Regions from separate parts of the Mus musculus genome. Here regions 2 and 3 are each linked to region 1. A link is a loop called in an ENCODE intact Hi-C map of the cell type or tissue named here. Cell type or tissue: heart. All regions are shown on one strand.

Evidence for each region. Peaks named below come from ENCODE experiments on the same cell type or tissue, not always from the same donor. Only the 100,000 strongest peaks of a DNase experiment are listed, where the experiment ranks them.
Region 2: a loop joins it to region 1, with 5 times the contacts of the local background. A loop is called at or near these places in 8 of 42 quality-filtered maps.
Region 3: a loop joins it to region 1, with 16 times the contacts of the local background. A loop is called at or near these places in 8 of 42 quality-filtered maps.

Annotation. Positions count from the first base shown.
Region 1 is chr13:66,930,494-66,935,493 of GRCm38, forward strand. It overlaps Mterf3 (mitochondrial transcription termination factor 3), which reads right to left and starts at 2,579. Exons shown (of 8, transcript NM_025547.4): 1 at 2,442-2,579. Ptdss1 (phosphatidylserine synthase 1) reads left to right here and starts at 2,337. Exons shown (of 13, transcript NM_008959.3): 1 at 2,337-3,193. The coding sequence starts at 3,015. In heart, no CTCF peak of the experiment used is centred here; DNase peaks (open chromatin) are centred at 2,318, 2,588 and 2,878; H3K4me3 peaks cover 2,842 bases; H3K27ac peaks cover 1,850 bases.
Region 2 is chr13:68,567,167-68,572,166 of GRCm38, forward strand. It overlaps Mtrr (5-methyltetrahydrofolate-homocysteine methyltransferase reductase), which reads right to left. Exons shown (of 15, transcript NM_172480.3): 7 at 3,904-4,057; 8 at 2,838-2,926; 9 at 1,606-1,786. Among named protein-coding and RNA genes, the nearest start is that of Mtrr, 13 kb to the right of the region's middle. RefSeq lists an enhancer at 4,362-5,000. In heart, CTCF peaks have their summits at 2,623 (motif pointing left) and 2,829; no DNase peak of the experiment used is centred here; H3K27ac peaks cover 480 bases.
Region 3 is chr13:68,579,854-68,584,853 of GRCm38, forward strand. It overlaps Mtrr (5-methyltetrahydrofolate-homocysteine methyltransferase reductase), which reads right to left and starts at 2,316. Exons shown (of 15, transcript NM_172480.3): 1 at 2,212-2,316; 2 at 698-862. The coding sequence starts at 826. It overlaps Fastkd3 (FAST kinase domains 3), which reads left to right and starts at 2,357. Exons shown (of 7, transcript NM_027123.5): 1 at 2,357-2,497; 2 at 3,686-5,000. The coding sequence starts at 3,709. In heart, no CTCF peak of the experiment used is centred here; a DNase peak (open chromatin) is centred at 2,288; H3K4me3 peaks cover 2,224 bases; H3K27ac peaks cover 1,784 bases.

The sequences.
Region 1 (5,000 bases):
AAATTTTTTGTAAATGCTCAAATTACAATGCAACCAAATCAACTGTTAATCTGCTTTTTAAAAGAAACTATGGGCTGGCGAGATGGCTCAGTAGTTAAGAGCACCGACTACTCTCCTGAAGGTCCCGAGTTCAAATCCCAGCAACCACATGGTGGCTCACAACTGTCCGTAACAAAATCTGATGCCCTCTTCTGGAGGGTCTGAAGACAGCTACAGTGTACTTACATATAATAAATAAATAAATAAATCTTTAAAAAAAAAAAAAAGGAAACTATCAGCTGGGCATGGTGGCGCAAGCCTTTAATCCCAGCACTTGGGAGGCAGAGGCAGGTGGATTTCTGAGTTCGAGGCCAGCCTGGTCTACAAAGTGAGTTCCAGGACAGCCAGGGCTATACAGAGAAACCCTGTCTCGAAAAAACAAAACAAAACAAACAAACAAACAAAAAACCTATGGTTTGAAGTATATTTAGAAAATATGTTGCAGATTACTATAATACTGAGTTATTAAAATATATCTTATGGTTATAAATTAGTCAAAAGGTAAATGAAAAGAAAACCACCGTCTTAAATGAGTCACATTCCTAAATAAAACAGTGAAACTGTTGACCGAGTCTGAGACCCAGTTCTTCAAAACAGACTTGAACAAAATTGGTTTGGTAAAATTATGCTTGGAAAAAAAAAAAGTCTTTCAAACAAAAAGGGTCAAAATAGGGAGCAGCTGGGCCGGGAGTGAAGGCCTCCTAGAATTCTCCTCCTGAGACACAGATGTTGCACTGAAAGCTCAAGTCAAGCAGGAACAATGTAGTGAGACTGCCTAAAAGAAAAGAAAAAGAATAAAACCCAAACAAGTAACCAACTCCAAAACCAAAACAGCAGAAAGAACTGAGTACAATACCTAAATATTAATTAAAATAATCACTATAAAGGAGCGTGGAGTGGGGAGGTCATGCCTGTAATCCTAGCACTCAGAAGCCTGAGGCAAGATTGCTCAAAGTTCTACAAGTGTGACACGGCTCAAATAAATGAATAAATGGAAAGTGCTCAATAAATGTTAGCCAGCAGTATTCTCAACTAAACAGACAAAAAACCTGTAACTGTCAATTAACTCTTACTTATGCCGTTGTGTTCTGTTTCTCTAGCCAGAGGATTCAGATAGTTTTATGTCCTGAATAGGAAGAAACATTTGAGAGTTTAATCTCTTGTTATAGTTGGGGGATGCTTGCTAAGAATAATACAAGGGCAAATCTTTCCTTCTGAAGTGGTATAGGAAGGCGGTGTTGGCAATAACCTTGTGGAATAGGCAATTTTTGCTAAACTTTAGTTGGAAAGGGGCTTCCAAGCCTGCCAATTTTCCCCTCAAACTCCCTCTCATCTCCAAAATAGTTAAAGTAGGAACTAAGTTGTGCCACCTAGACAAGACCAAGCTTCGAGAGAAACTTCAGCACAGCCAGGCAGGTCCAATCTACAAGTGGGGGTCCTGACAGTCAAGACTGGATATGTCACTGTAGCCCACGATGATGGAGGTTCAGACACTATTCTCCACATGCTTTTACGTATGCTATTCTAGAAAAAAACACTGGTCCACTCTCAGCATCAAAGTACTTTTTATAATGTTGGGGATTACAATAAGGGCTCTAGGGTACTTACAAACCAGCTCCCAGAACCCCAATTTCATTCTAGAGTCTGTCCAGAATCAAATTCAATACCCTTTCCACATTTAGTAGACTCTGTTAAATTCTATTTGCATTCAAAGATCTGAGTGCTAAAGACTAATAATGTTCACCCTCCACTTTTACTTGCCAGTGCACTCCTTTTCACATAAATTTGCTGTCTCAGCAATGTCAATGATTGATAGTCTGTGCAGAAGGACAGCACAGTCCCGCCCCCTCTCGAGACCCACCTTCCCAGGGTCTTTTCAGCACCAAGCTAGAGGTTTGGAGGGTTCCAGTTTGTTGAGTGGAAGTGAGTCCAGGACAAATAAAGACACAAAGGACTCAGAAACGAGTAAAGATGTGCACTCGTGAATAACGCCTTACGGTATGTACATTAAGAGGGCAAAAGAAAAAAAAAAATCCTTAAAATCTCTCAAGTTCATTAGTAGGGTACGCCAGCTCTCAGCGGTTACCGGGCACTCTTGTTTTGTTGTTAGGAATAGGAACAAGAGCCGAAACAGGCTTTTCTAGGTTCAAAATCTTTACAACTAATCCCGAGCTCCGATGATGAAAGATGCACTTCGTAATAAAGGGCCTCTGGGCAGCGCAGCCGCAGTCCTTAGACTCTTTAACCAACCGGCTTTATCCGGGAAGGACTTCCGCAGGAAGCCGGGACATCCTCGGGGCCTTAGTCTGAAGCTGATGAACAAGCCCGGCGACGTTGCCACCACAAGGTTTAGGTACCGACCGATCGAGCCCGAACCTCCTCTCCGGGTCACCGATACCTACCAAGCCGCGAGGCTCCCGGACGCTGCTGGGTACAGGTAGGCCGGACAGTAATCCGGCCGGGCGGCGGTCTCGCGCTCCTGCTTCACAGCGACCGTGCAACCTACGCCGGGGATACGGTGCACCGTAGCTTCGCAAGCCGGCGATTCGCCACGCTAGGCCGGCACCGCCCCCCACGTGGGCTGCGCTGCGAATGGGCGAGACCATCTGCGGCGGCGCGGGAAGGGACGCCGCGGGGGACCGGGACAGAGCTGGCCTGGGGTTTGCAGGCCCTGGAGCTGGTCGCCGCGTTCCCAGGATCAGTCACTCCGCCGTAATGTGGGGAGGGTGAGAGCTCTACGATGTCGCCCTACTAGGCTGCTTCTTCAGGCTGCCTTCTCCCCCTGCTCCGGGACGCGGTGGTGGCGCCGCGACCCCGCCCTCGCGCGCGGGTCCTTCCCTGGGCTAGCACCCTTCTCAGGGTGCCAGACCCCGCCCCAGCGTCAGGCACCTTCGCTGCTGCGGTCCGTCGCTGCCGGGGTCCCAGCCTTCTAGGGCCGGGGCCTCCGGGGCCGCGGCAGGACGGGGAGAAGAACTATGGCGTCCTGCGTGGGGAGCAGGACTCTGAGCAAGGATGATGTGAACTACAGGATGCATTTCCGCATGATCAACGAGCAGCAAGTGGAGGACATCACCATAGACTTCTTCTACCGGCCGCACACCATCACCCTGCTCAGCTTCACCATCATCAGCCTCATGTACTTCGCCTTCACCAGGTAAGTCTGGCCTGGAGTCGCGCGGAGCGCCGGGGAGAGGAGGACAGAGACGACAGACCGAGAAGCAGTAGAGGGGAGGGTGGCCAGGTGTGGCTGGTGGTAAGGAAGTGAGTAGCTGTTCCACGCGTGCAAGCTCGGGGACACAAGGGCCACACAGCTCCTCTGCCTACCGCGTGGCTTACAGTCCTCTCCGCCTACTTTTCCACCTGCCACCCCTCATGTCCAAATCCCATCTTTCTCATTCACTACGTCGGACCACACCAGGAACTCATGCAGGTCACCTAGCTGGGTGATCCACACCCCTTGCTCTGTATCGTTCTCTGTCACTATCAGAAGGCTCTGATCTCTAACCACTCATCCGTGGTCTGTCTCCAGCAAATGGCATGAACCATTTCATGATTGAACCTCCTTCAACTCACACTACACACATAAAACACACACCATACACAGAAAAATCCTCTGGCATTCAGTATTACCAGGCACACACACAAATGTACATGTGAGGTGCACCACACTGTTTTTCCTTTTATATACATTTCCCAAAGTCATCTAATGTAACTCTTCTCCCAGTCTCAAACACCACCTCAATGCCACAGCATCAGCAGTCGCTGTTGACACACATCCCAGTGGATGCCTCCCATGAAGCACAAGCCAATACCCATCATTTCCAATGTACTGTACTCTATAGGCTACCGCTGACCACAAGGGGCACATCCTGCCCTCTCATGCATCTCTAAAATACTGGCTGAAAGGGGATAGTGGCAAGCAGTTGTGTATTATCTAGAGACTAGAGAATGCTAACCACACTAAACAAAACACATAAAATGCACACAACATAACATGGCTCTCTTATTCCCCTAAAAATATACACACATGTTCAGATCACTTCTAATAGCTGTGTATTTCGTACCTTACAAAGCTATTGTATCTGTGGCCCCTTGACCTCAGCCAAGGAGCTAATGGATCCTACAACATACACACCCCTATTTCTGTCTTATAATTTATATTATCTGAATTACATTTTTTAAAGAGAGGGGAGTCATACCCTATCCACCAAACCATTATGGCTTCCAAGAGTAACCAAGATTTCAAAACTGGCTGTGATTTTAGGGAAGTTATTTAACTTTGTTCTCAGTGTGAGGGTCCATGCCTATAAAATGAATAAAGAGTTTGTAATCACTTCAGGATTAGGAAGACTAAATGAGTGTGTGCACTGTTGAGTAGAATACCTGGTATATGGTGTCCTCAGTGTTTACCCTTCTTTTTGTTTGTGATAGGATTAGACTGTATAGCTTAAGCTACCCTTTAACCCTTACTCCTGCCTTAGCCCAGTGTTGTGAGTATAAGCTTGAACCACCACACCCAGCTTTTCCTGATATTTTTATCAGTAATCAGTCAAAGTCTGGGGAAGATAAGTTTTGAAGAAATGTCTGGTATGTCGTAAAGGGGAGGCCAGAGGCATGCCATGCTACATGAGACAGCATTGTACAACATAGACCACACATGAGACAGCACTGTACCACATAGACCACACATGAGACAGCACTGTACCACATAGACCACACATGAGACAGCACTGTACAACATAGACCACACATGAGACAGCATAGACTAAATTGCAGATGTTGATTTGTATAAATTACTTCAAACATAGAAACAGTAGGTAACAGTTATTCTTACCTAGGGGTGCCACTTCCATTGTTGTAAAGTATGCCACTCTTTTGCAGACGAGACCTGTCTTCCTATAGCATCTAGCCAGTCACATTTCTAGCTTTGGAGAGAACTCACTCTTGAGCCTAATTATGGT
Region 2 (5,000 bases), 1.6 Mb after region 1:
TGGTCTCAGGGTGAGCACAGTTAGGGCAGAGCAGGAAGAGGTCAGCAGGCTCATTGCTTTCGCCTGTCTAAGGGTCATCTCCAGAGACACAGCCCAGAGCTTTCAGAGGTGAAAAAAAGTCAAGACCTCAAAGATACCAAAGACAGATATTTTAGGAAATACTTAGGAGTAAGATGTACGTTTCCTTCTTGTGTTCATATACTTAATAAAAACTTAAGTGTATGGTGGGAGACTTTCTCAAAGCAACTTCAGCAGAATCCCAGTGGTTTAAGAATGCACAGCGACCTGTGTAACAGTAACAGTAACAGTAAATGGTCCATATTTGAAATATCTGCTTACAAATTTTAGAATTTTTGTGAATAATTTGTTTTATTTTTAATTTGTCTGGGCAAACCATTTAAAAGTTCCTTCTAAGCTCGGTCTTAGTAAAGCAGGAAAACAAAGACCGGCACAGTGCTCATCTTAAGTTTTAGATGTGTTAATTTTTCTTAAAGAAATGGAAAATTTCAATTTTGTATGTCCTAATGACTCCCTCTGGCTCCTAACTTGTGTTTTGGCTAGGTACTAACCTCTACGACTCCCATTGTACCACTAAGCCAGAAAGCACCAGCCAAGCTGGCTTAGAAAGAATGCGGGAGACTAGCTTCGTATAATGATTTTGTTTTTGTTTTTGCTTTTTAAACATTTTAGGAGGAAGTCAAAGAAAAAGAACACTAAGAAGTCATGGGAAGAAAAAGCAATCCCTGACTAGTCATTCCCTGCACAGGCCTTGAAAGGCCTGATGGCTTACCAAGAGGACTACATATGTTTTCATGGTGTACACGTGAATGGTAACATCTGGCTCTGCCCCATTACGGATAAAACAAAGGCCGAGCGTGCTGGTGTACACCTTTAATCCCAGCACTCAGGAGGCAGAGGCAGGCGGTTTTCTGAGTTCGAGTCCAGCCTGGTCTACAAAGTGAGTTCCAGGACAGCCAGGGCTACACAGAGAAAACCTGTCTCGAAAAAAACAAAAACAAAAAACAGAACAAAACAAAACAAAGGCAGGAAAGTAGGAAAGGCTACAGGATCCTACAGGCTCCCCGTGCCCCAGGCCTGTCCCTGCATGACAAAGGCCCAACTGTCCTGGAAAGCTGCGCTTCTGAATCCACAGGGCCTGAGATGTCCCTGCATTCACCCAGAGCACGTGCTCTATGCCGTCCGTCCGACTGGATTCGATGAGGGACATCCTTTCCCTCTCAATGTTGACGTTAGGAAAATTCAGCTAAATTACCTCATCACTGAAGAAAATAAACTAGAAAAGATGCTAAATTCTAAGTATAAAAAAGTACAACTGGATAATTAATAGAAGGAAAAAATAACAAGGAAAAAAAAGACTCAGAGTGTGGAAGAGGGACCCAATCTCTAAAAAGATGTTACTATAGTCTGAAAATAAAACCTGCCCCGGGTTCCTGACTTGTACCCACCAGCCCCATTTGGCCATGTCCACACTGTGTCTGCATGGAACTCACTGTGAGACAGGAATAGCCGGCCTTCTTCACTATGCAGAGGCTCACTAAAGTGCAGGAGGCCTGCCTGGGGCCATGGAAGGAAGGGGTGACTCACCCAGCAGTAGGCTGAGCGGAGGCTGGCAGGACGGGAAGGTGAGCAGGAGGTCCAGCAGGCAGACGCTGGCATCTCGGATGAAGCGGTTGTAATCAGCGGCTCCTTGTTTACTGCACAGCTCCTGCAGCCTCCGCTTTTCAGTGGCACTGCTGGTGTGCTCGGCAAGGGCCCGCAAAAAGGCCTGAGGAAAGAGGCTAGTTGTGGGCTACTCTGGGGTTACGGTTGGCCCTGTAAGTTCCAGGCCAGCCACAGTTACAGGGTGAGAGCTTGTCTCAAATAAACAGATAAATAAATAAATAAACAAATAAATAAGAAATCAAACAAACAAATAAATAAAAGACCAAAGAAATGAGAAAGAACAAGCTCAAACAGCAGAAAATACTGCACAGTTTTAAAGTATAAACCATTTAAGATATCAGTTGTACTCTAAAGACTATTTTATACAAATGTTTAAAACACCTGTACAAAGACTATCGCAGTACAGAAACTTCTGCTTTGACATTATTTTTCTCCATAGAAAAAAATCTAGAACAGCTCGTATGTTCATGATCAAGCCAACAAATTATGGTGCACCCGTTAAAAATACCCTCAGTCTTTGCCCCAGAACACACAGACCAGACGTCTTGCTGTGGAAGAGGGATGAGATTCCAGACTTAAACTCTGAGGGTGCAAGCACACAACCGTTACTTCCCATGTCACCTCCGTATAGGCATTCTTATACAGCATGGTTTGCAGAGTAGAAATATATTTTCCTATACTTTGTAAAATGTAAAAAGCTGGTAAAATTAAAACAGAAAGACGTTCTTATCCAAATGAACTCCGTTTGCTTCCCGAGGCCAGCCGTGCGGCAGGCGCCTCCACAGAGCAGTGTGGGAGCTTGTCTTTAATTGCCACAGACTCTCTGCTCAGACAGCGCCAGTCCAGTAAAGCGGTTTAGAAAATGTCTAGTTTACACAATGTTTAGAAACAAAGTCAGCCGCCAGCATTTGAAATACAGTTCCTGGTGTAACACTGCCCTCTAGTGGCTCAGTCTACCTCAACGTTCCCTTCCATTTCCCCAAGGTTTCCCATGCAGCAGTAACCAAGTGGCACTGCACAGATGGGTAGTAATTAATGCAGGAGGTGTGAAGACACATCTGAACACGCTATCGTCCATAGCTCTAAGGGCCAGTATCAGGCTTATCTGAGTGTCCTTAACAGAGCCCTGTCCATCTTCAAGCACAGAGACCTACCTTTTTAGGAACTGCTCGTATTTCAAGACACCAGGTGAGGATGAACTGGAGAGAACGCCCCTCAGGCACATGCGCAGGCAGGGCAGCTCCTTGCAGGTGAGGCAGGAAGAGACCAGAGAGAAGGCACAACAACAAACACATTTTTAGAATGTGCATTCACCACACAGTGCTAGCTGCAGCACTCTGCACTACAATGCTACCAAGTGTGATGACTTATGGCAATGTTCCAGCTGCGACTGGATGAAATAAATATGCCGGGGGTGGGGTGGGCAATTCATAAAAGGAAAAGAATGATAAATCCAAAGTGTACCAAATAAAATAAAACGACCTAAAATTAAATAACAAAATGGCAATAGATAATCATGTTCCATTTAAAGTTAACTTCAGGGGCTGGAGAGATGGCTCAGTTACTGAGCACGCTAGCTGCTCTTCTAGAGGAGCCCAGTTCCCAAGACCCACAAGCCTTTACACTCTAGCTCCAGAGGAATCCAAAGTCCTTTCCTGGCCTCAACACAGCGCTCTCGCTCGCTCGCTCGCTCGCTCTCGCTCTCGCTCTCTCTCTCTCTCTCTCTCTCTCTCTCTCTCTCTCTCTCACACACACACACACACACACACACACACCAGACAAAATAAAAACAACTGTTTTTGAAAAACAGGAACTTTAGGACTGAGTAAGTTAAAGATTATATGCAAGCAATATTAATACTTTAAATAATAAAGTTTCTTTTAAACACAGAAAGTATTTTTATATAATAAAATATCAGTAGGAGAAATAAACTTGATAGGAATTTTACATAAAGTCTCAGGCTCCTCTTGTGCCCATAGTGCTCAAAACATGTAAAGCCCATCACCACCCTAGTCACTGTAAGAAAGAACAGTGGCAAGAACCCATCTGCACAGGGCTTGCTTGTGGCTGTGTGTGTACGTGTGGTTTGTGTGTGTATGTGTGGTTTGTGTGTGTATGTGTGGTTTGTGTGTGTGTACGCACAGGCACGGCATATGGCTGAGCTGCAGCATCTACGCAGCCAGCACACAGGATGTTGGGCATGTCCGCCATCTGTCCTACCTTTCTTCTTAGTGTCCGTCTTAATTTTCAAGATGACACGGTGAGCTCGTTTATCAGCCAGCTGCAGCCTTTGGAGCAGTTCTTCTACCTCACGATCACTGTTTGGACAGGTCACATTGAAGGAGTCTCCAGGTTGATGGGAAAACTCTATTTTCTAGAGAAGGACCAAGGTGAAATAGAAAAGGAAAATCCTATGCATTAGAAAAGTCTGAGGTATAGAGTAACAATAGCTGTTTCCATTATGGCTCTCTTAGTACAGGGACTCACAACTAATTCTAACCAAAAGAACCCAATGAATAAGTCCAATTTATCAAACAAACTCTTTCATCAATAGTTATTCCAAACAAGACCAATGTATGAGTGTGTGTGGGTGTGTATTTGTGTGTGGTGTACACATACACATGATACACACTGGGTGTGATGGTGCACACCTTCGATCTCATCACTTGGGAGCCAGAGGCTGGCAGAAGTCTTGAACTGAGACCAGCCTTTAGTGAGTGAGGCATGATCGTTAAAAACCTATACAAAATATACATGCCAGGAGTAGATAAAGCCAGTAAGTTTGCAGACTGAAGTTCAGATTCTCAGAATCCATATAATTGCTAGTTGGGTGTGTTCCCACTTGTAAATCCAGTCTTGGAAGGTGGAGACAGTGAAGCCCATCTAACAGCAAGCCGTTTATAGAAACCAGTCATATGGAAAGCTCTGAGTTTGACAGAGAGGTTACCTCAAAGAATGAGATGGAAGAGTATTCCAGGAAGATCCCTAACATAACCATCCGGCACACACACACACACACACACACACACACACACACACATACACACACACACACACCATACCTGCACATTCAATAGACATGTGGATTCCATCACTAACAGACACAAAACCACTAGGTTAAGATGCCTGTCATCTCTTTTTCCTACCAGGAAGCTCTACTGAACTCTCACACAAGACTTCGCATGCTCTGATTTCACTTCTTGGGACATTCTTCAAGACAAATGGCTGAATTCATGGCTGAAGGACCCTCACAGAGTGAGCAGATGCAGACGGGCTTATGGTCAGAGTTCAAATGACCACGTAAAATCTCGGACCCC
Region 3 (5,000 bases), 1.6 Mb after region 1:
ACAGTGCTGTGACTAGATGCCTCAATAACGCTGCCCAGTAACTCAAAGGCTAGTTCACTTTCGCTGATGGCACCAGGAGGTCAGAAGAGTTTAACACTTTTCCCTCCACATGGCACACAAGAAAAGCCCCATCTACCCCCAGACTGTTATCGAATTCTGTATTTCAGGAAAACATGAGAAGTAAACAGGCCCATTATCTGTCAAGGGACACGCTGAGCAGCAAGGCAGTACATGGGTAGGTATATGCACACACACATACACACACACACACACACACACACACACACAAGTAACATGAGCAAAGGGGTTTTACAGGGTCAAGGTGAGGCAGAAACAAAGATAAAAGAGGCCCGTGGCTCTCTAGAGTTCAAGGCCAGCCTGGTCTACAAAGAGCCCTGTTCTGTCCCAATAAACAAACACACTTTAAAACAATGAAAGAACCGAGGAGCAACAGGAGCTATCCTAGTGAAGATGGGCTGCAGTGCAATGAGGCTGTGAGGTTTTTTTTAAACCTAATTCAAATGTATAATTCTGTGTTTAGACTCAGCTAGTTGGCAGGAGGATCCAAAGTTCATTTCTCCAAAGCTACAATGTGAGTTCAAGGCTAGCTTGGGCAAACCCCCTGCAACAAAAAATGGGTATACTGCCTCATTCCACAACAAAGTACAGGAAAATGCACAGGAATAGCTGCTCTTACCTTTTCTGACTCACTGATACAGTGAAGATCTGCGGAAAACCCGTGTGACACAGCCTGCTCACTTATTTCTTCTGCTATGGCCTTTGCCTGTCCTCGCTGTGTAGCATAAAGTAACAAAAACCTTCTCATCACCTCAGGTCATCAGCTGCAACTCTAACAGTGAGACTAAAAACCACAAAAGGAAGAAAGGGGTACACTGTTTAATGAAGCAGGTAGCCCGCAGGACACCCAAACATAATTTCAAACAGCCTTCTCTAAACTTGTTCCTTAGCACTGATTTTAAACGAATCGCAGTATGAGAGAATTAAGACAGGAGGTATACAAAAGTGACGTTTTTGAATTGTCCCTGATGGCGTGAAACCCACTCTTGATTTCTAGCTACTGTTGGGTCTTGCAAGTGTCTGTCATTCATTAGTGCCTAACTATAGGAGTGATCTGCCTTTCTGCCCATTTGTACTCTGAATTAGGATCATAAGCCTGAATGGTGAAGGGGCTAAGCCATGCTCAAACACAGTGTCGCTTACAAAGGCTATTGTTTCTGCCGTTTAAAAACAAAGCAAAAAAAAAACAAAAAACAAAAACAAAAAACAAAAACAAACTGTAACTCAGCAGTTAAGAGACCACTGACTGCTCTTCCCAAGGTTCTGAGTTCAAATCCCAGCAATCACATGGTAGCTCACAACCATCCCTAATGAGATCTGACGCCCTCTTCTGGTGCCTCTGAAGACAGCTACAGTGTACTTACATATAATAATAAATAAACCTTTAGGCTGGAGCGAGCAGGATCCTCCGGAGCAAGTAAAGGTTCTGAATTCAAAGTCCCAGAAACGACATGATGGTTCACAACCATCAGTACAGCCACAGTATACTCATATATATAAAATAAATAAGTAATCTTTAAAAAACCAAAACTGTAACTGTACAATGTTCACGTGAAACTGGGGAGTTCGTGTTTCCTGCTAGATCCTAATCAAAGCACTGGTCGTCATCAAAGATGGCATCATTGCATCTATCAGTAGTCAGCGTACATGGACTTTACACAGAGACGGTATTTCTAATTCATGCCTTACCCCGGAGATAACCAAGAGAAAAAGAAGATAAAGGGCTCTGGGATTCCACACTCCGCCATTCTATCCAGTGGCTAACGCTGAGTGGTAGCCGGCCTATATAAAATTATCTTTTCCTGAGTGAATCAACTCTAGTTAGTTTCTAAGCACTTGTGGCTTATCCGCTGGGGAGCTAGGACACAAACCCTTCAAAGGTTCATCGGGAAGCACTGCCACAGACTCGACAGGACCAATGGGTGACACGTGCGAGCTCACGAGGTTTTGGGAAAGGTGGCGGAGCCGACTCCTCCCAAGTGCTCCCCGTGAACCCCACCGCGGTCCGCCTCCCAAGTGCTCCCCGTGAACCCCACCGCGGTCCGGAAAACTCAGCGGCTCATCCCCACTGCGCAGGCGCGAGTCCCGGCTCCCCCACCGCTTCCGTCGCTCCCGCCGTCCCCCGCCGAATACCTCCAGGCGCGAATTCCCGCGCGGAACCCCGTTCTCCTCCGACAGGCACAGTCCGGGAGCACTGCGCACGCGCGCGGCACAGCACGCATGCTCCGCACGACCGCCAACAGACATGCGGGCGGACCTGGGCCAATCGCTGATCGCCGGATGTGGGTGGGTGGGTGGCCTTAGTGCCGCGCACGCGCCGGAATGTTCTCCAGGTAAGGGGCAGCGTCCGTGTACGGACGCTCCCAGGGCTCGGAAGCTCCGTGTCTGTCCTGTCCCGGGTGCGGCTTGGAGCCGCTCGGTAAGTGTCTCGGGATTAGGACCCCCGGGCTTCCCCACTCGTGCTCCGTGGGCTCCGGTCCGGTCGCGCGGCGCCTGCCTCCGCCGTTGCCCTGCTCCGCTTGCTTTTCTGTGATTGTGCGTGAGCCCCAGCCCAGCTTCTCAGCGCGAATTACCATGCTTTGCCCGGCTCATACCCGGAGTTTGAATCTTGTCGGCTGCTCCTCCTCTCTCGCAATTATCAACATTGACGTTCCCTTTCCCCATCACGTGAGTGTCGAGATTTGGAGGTAGAATCTGAATTCCAGCTCTTCCTCTTCGCGCCCAGCTTCACTGTACACAGAGGTGGTTTCCTTGGGCTGCAGGGTCCTTAGCGGGAAAAGCGTCAACCAGACGAACTGAATTACAGTAACCTAGCCCATAGGCAGGACTTAAAGTAAGGGCTGGGCAGCGATCGCAGTTAGGGTTAGGAGCCAGCATCTCGCCCAGACACAGTGAAGCCACAGGAAGTCAGCCCTATGATGCTTCAGTCTACCCGACAACACTAAGGTGTTCAAGGGCCACTGAAAAGAAATTTCAGAATGAGCCAGAGCGCAGCAAGGTCAATGAGTTCTGATTACTCAAAAAATAGCCTTTTTTGAAAACTGAAGAGACGCGTAAGCCTGAAAGCCTGAGTAGTAACTTATGTATAGGATTATGGGGTTTGGGGGGCTATTTAATCAGCAGCCAACTTTAAACATATTAAAGGAGACATGCCTTGGTGCACACCCTTCACTTTGTCCATAGAACATGGCCTTTGAAGAGGAATTACGTTGTGGTAAAACATTAATCTGAGATCCTTACATACACATAGGACTCAAGGAGTTTAGATATAAGGCATAGTTCATTTAAAAAAAAAAACCTAGTGACACTGCCTAGAAAGGGGTGTGCATGTCTTCTACCGGTGCCTTGTCTAGTTATGGTGCAACTGTTGGGTGTCAGCCAATTGGGTGTGGCAATCAGGACCAGGAGAGTGGGGACCCCCTTCCCAGGCTTTCTCTTGTTTCCTGGCTCGGTGGGAAAAGTAAACCTTGGTTTTTAAAATATTTTTGCAAGGTTCTTTTTTTTTTTTAATCTTTGTCATGGGATACTCATTCTTAGTTTCGTAGCGTTGGTGTTGTCTTTCTCAGCATTTGACCATGGTTTTTGTTTTTGTTTTTCTTATGCTAAGTCACATGTTGTGAATTCTATGGCATGGCGTTCATCACCCTGCGGAGGGCCTTTTGTCATAAGTCCATTCTTTGGATACCTGGAGCTGTGGTTGCTCTGAAAATTCACCCTGCCAGTCATGCCCCAAAGGCAGTCACAGATCGCCTGAGTGTGTGCTTCTGCTCCCTACAACCTGAGCTGTTCAGGGTCAGATTCCATCACGCATACTGTAAAAACTTCCACTCAGAAAAGGGAAATGACTTTCATCCCGTGGGCGAGCCATGGTCCTCCCAGGCGCAGGAATGGAACCAGCCAGGACAGAGTCTTCAAAACGAGGATGAAGAGATGCTTTTCAGGAGACTAAGCTACTTCACTTCCTTTGAGGAAGTGCTGAGTTTCATAAGTGCCCTGGACACCCTGCCTGTCCCTCTGGCAATGGCAGCTCTACTCAGGATCTGTGAGATAGGGAGGAGGGATGGTGAGCAAAGGCTGCCAGAAGGAGTGCTGGAGAACCGTGCCTTCCAGGCTCTTTGCCTCCGGTGTGAGCGAGACCCCTCACACCTGACCAATGCTGGTTTGGTGACAGCTTTGCAATCTCTGCTTACGTTGTTGCCTGCAGATCCTCAAAGTAGCCTGATGCTGAGCCTGGTGGCAGAATGCCAACGTCGTCTCCAAAGAGGCAACCTCGAAGTCCACCATCTTTGTGTCCTTGGGGAAAGTCTGGCCATGCTTCAAGGTGCGAGTTGTGAGACCCTGAAGCTGGTTGTCCGTCAACTTCAAAGTAAAAGTGTGGAAACATTTGCTCCAGAGGAGATCACGTCCGTTTATAGGATTCTGCAGGTGTGTCCTGAAGAAGTAGACAAACACCAGATGTTCTTAAACACATTAAACAACTTCTCCATTTCAGTAGTTCCCTACCTGAGCCCTAAATCCATTAGCCATGTCCTCACCGCCTTAGTGGCCCTGGACCAGACTCACGCACTCCCACTGCTTATAAAGCTGGGCAAGTACGTTGTGAGATACATCCCCCGTTTTACCAACGAAGAGCTCAGGAAGGTCTTGGAGGCGTTTGTCTATTTCGGACACAGTGACAGGTTCTTCACAGAGGCCTTAGAGCAACATGTGTCCGCCCTGTGCTTCTCCCTGGACCCCGCTGTGGCCAGCTCCGTGATGGGGTACTGCAGCAGGAAACGGATTCTCTCCAAGCCCATCTTCGACGTAGTCTCAGAGATCGTTGTTTGCCAGTGGGACAGACTTTCACCTAGTCAGATTGCCGAGCTAATTGAGCCATTTGGAAAGCTCAATTACGTGCCACCAAACGCCCCTGCCCTGTTTAG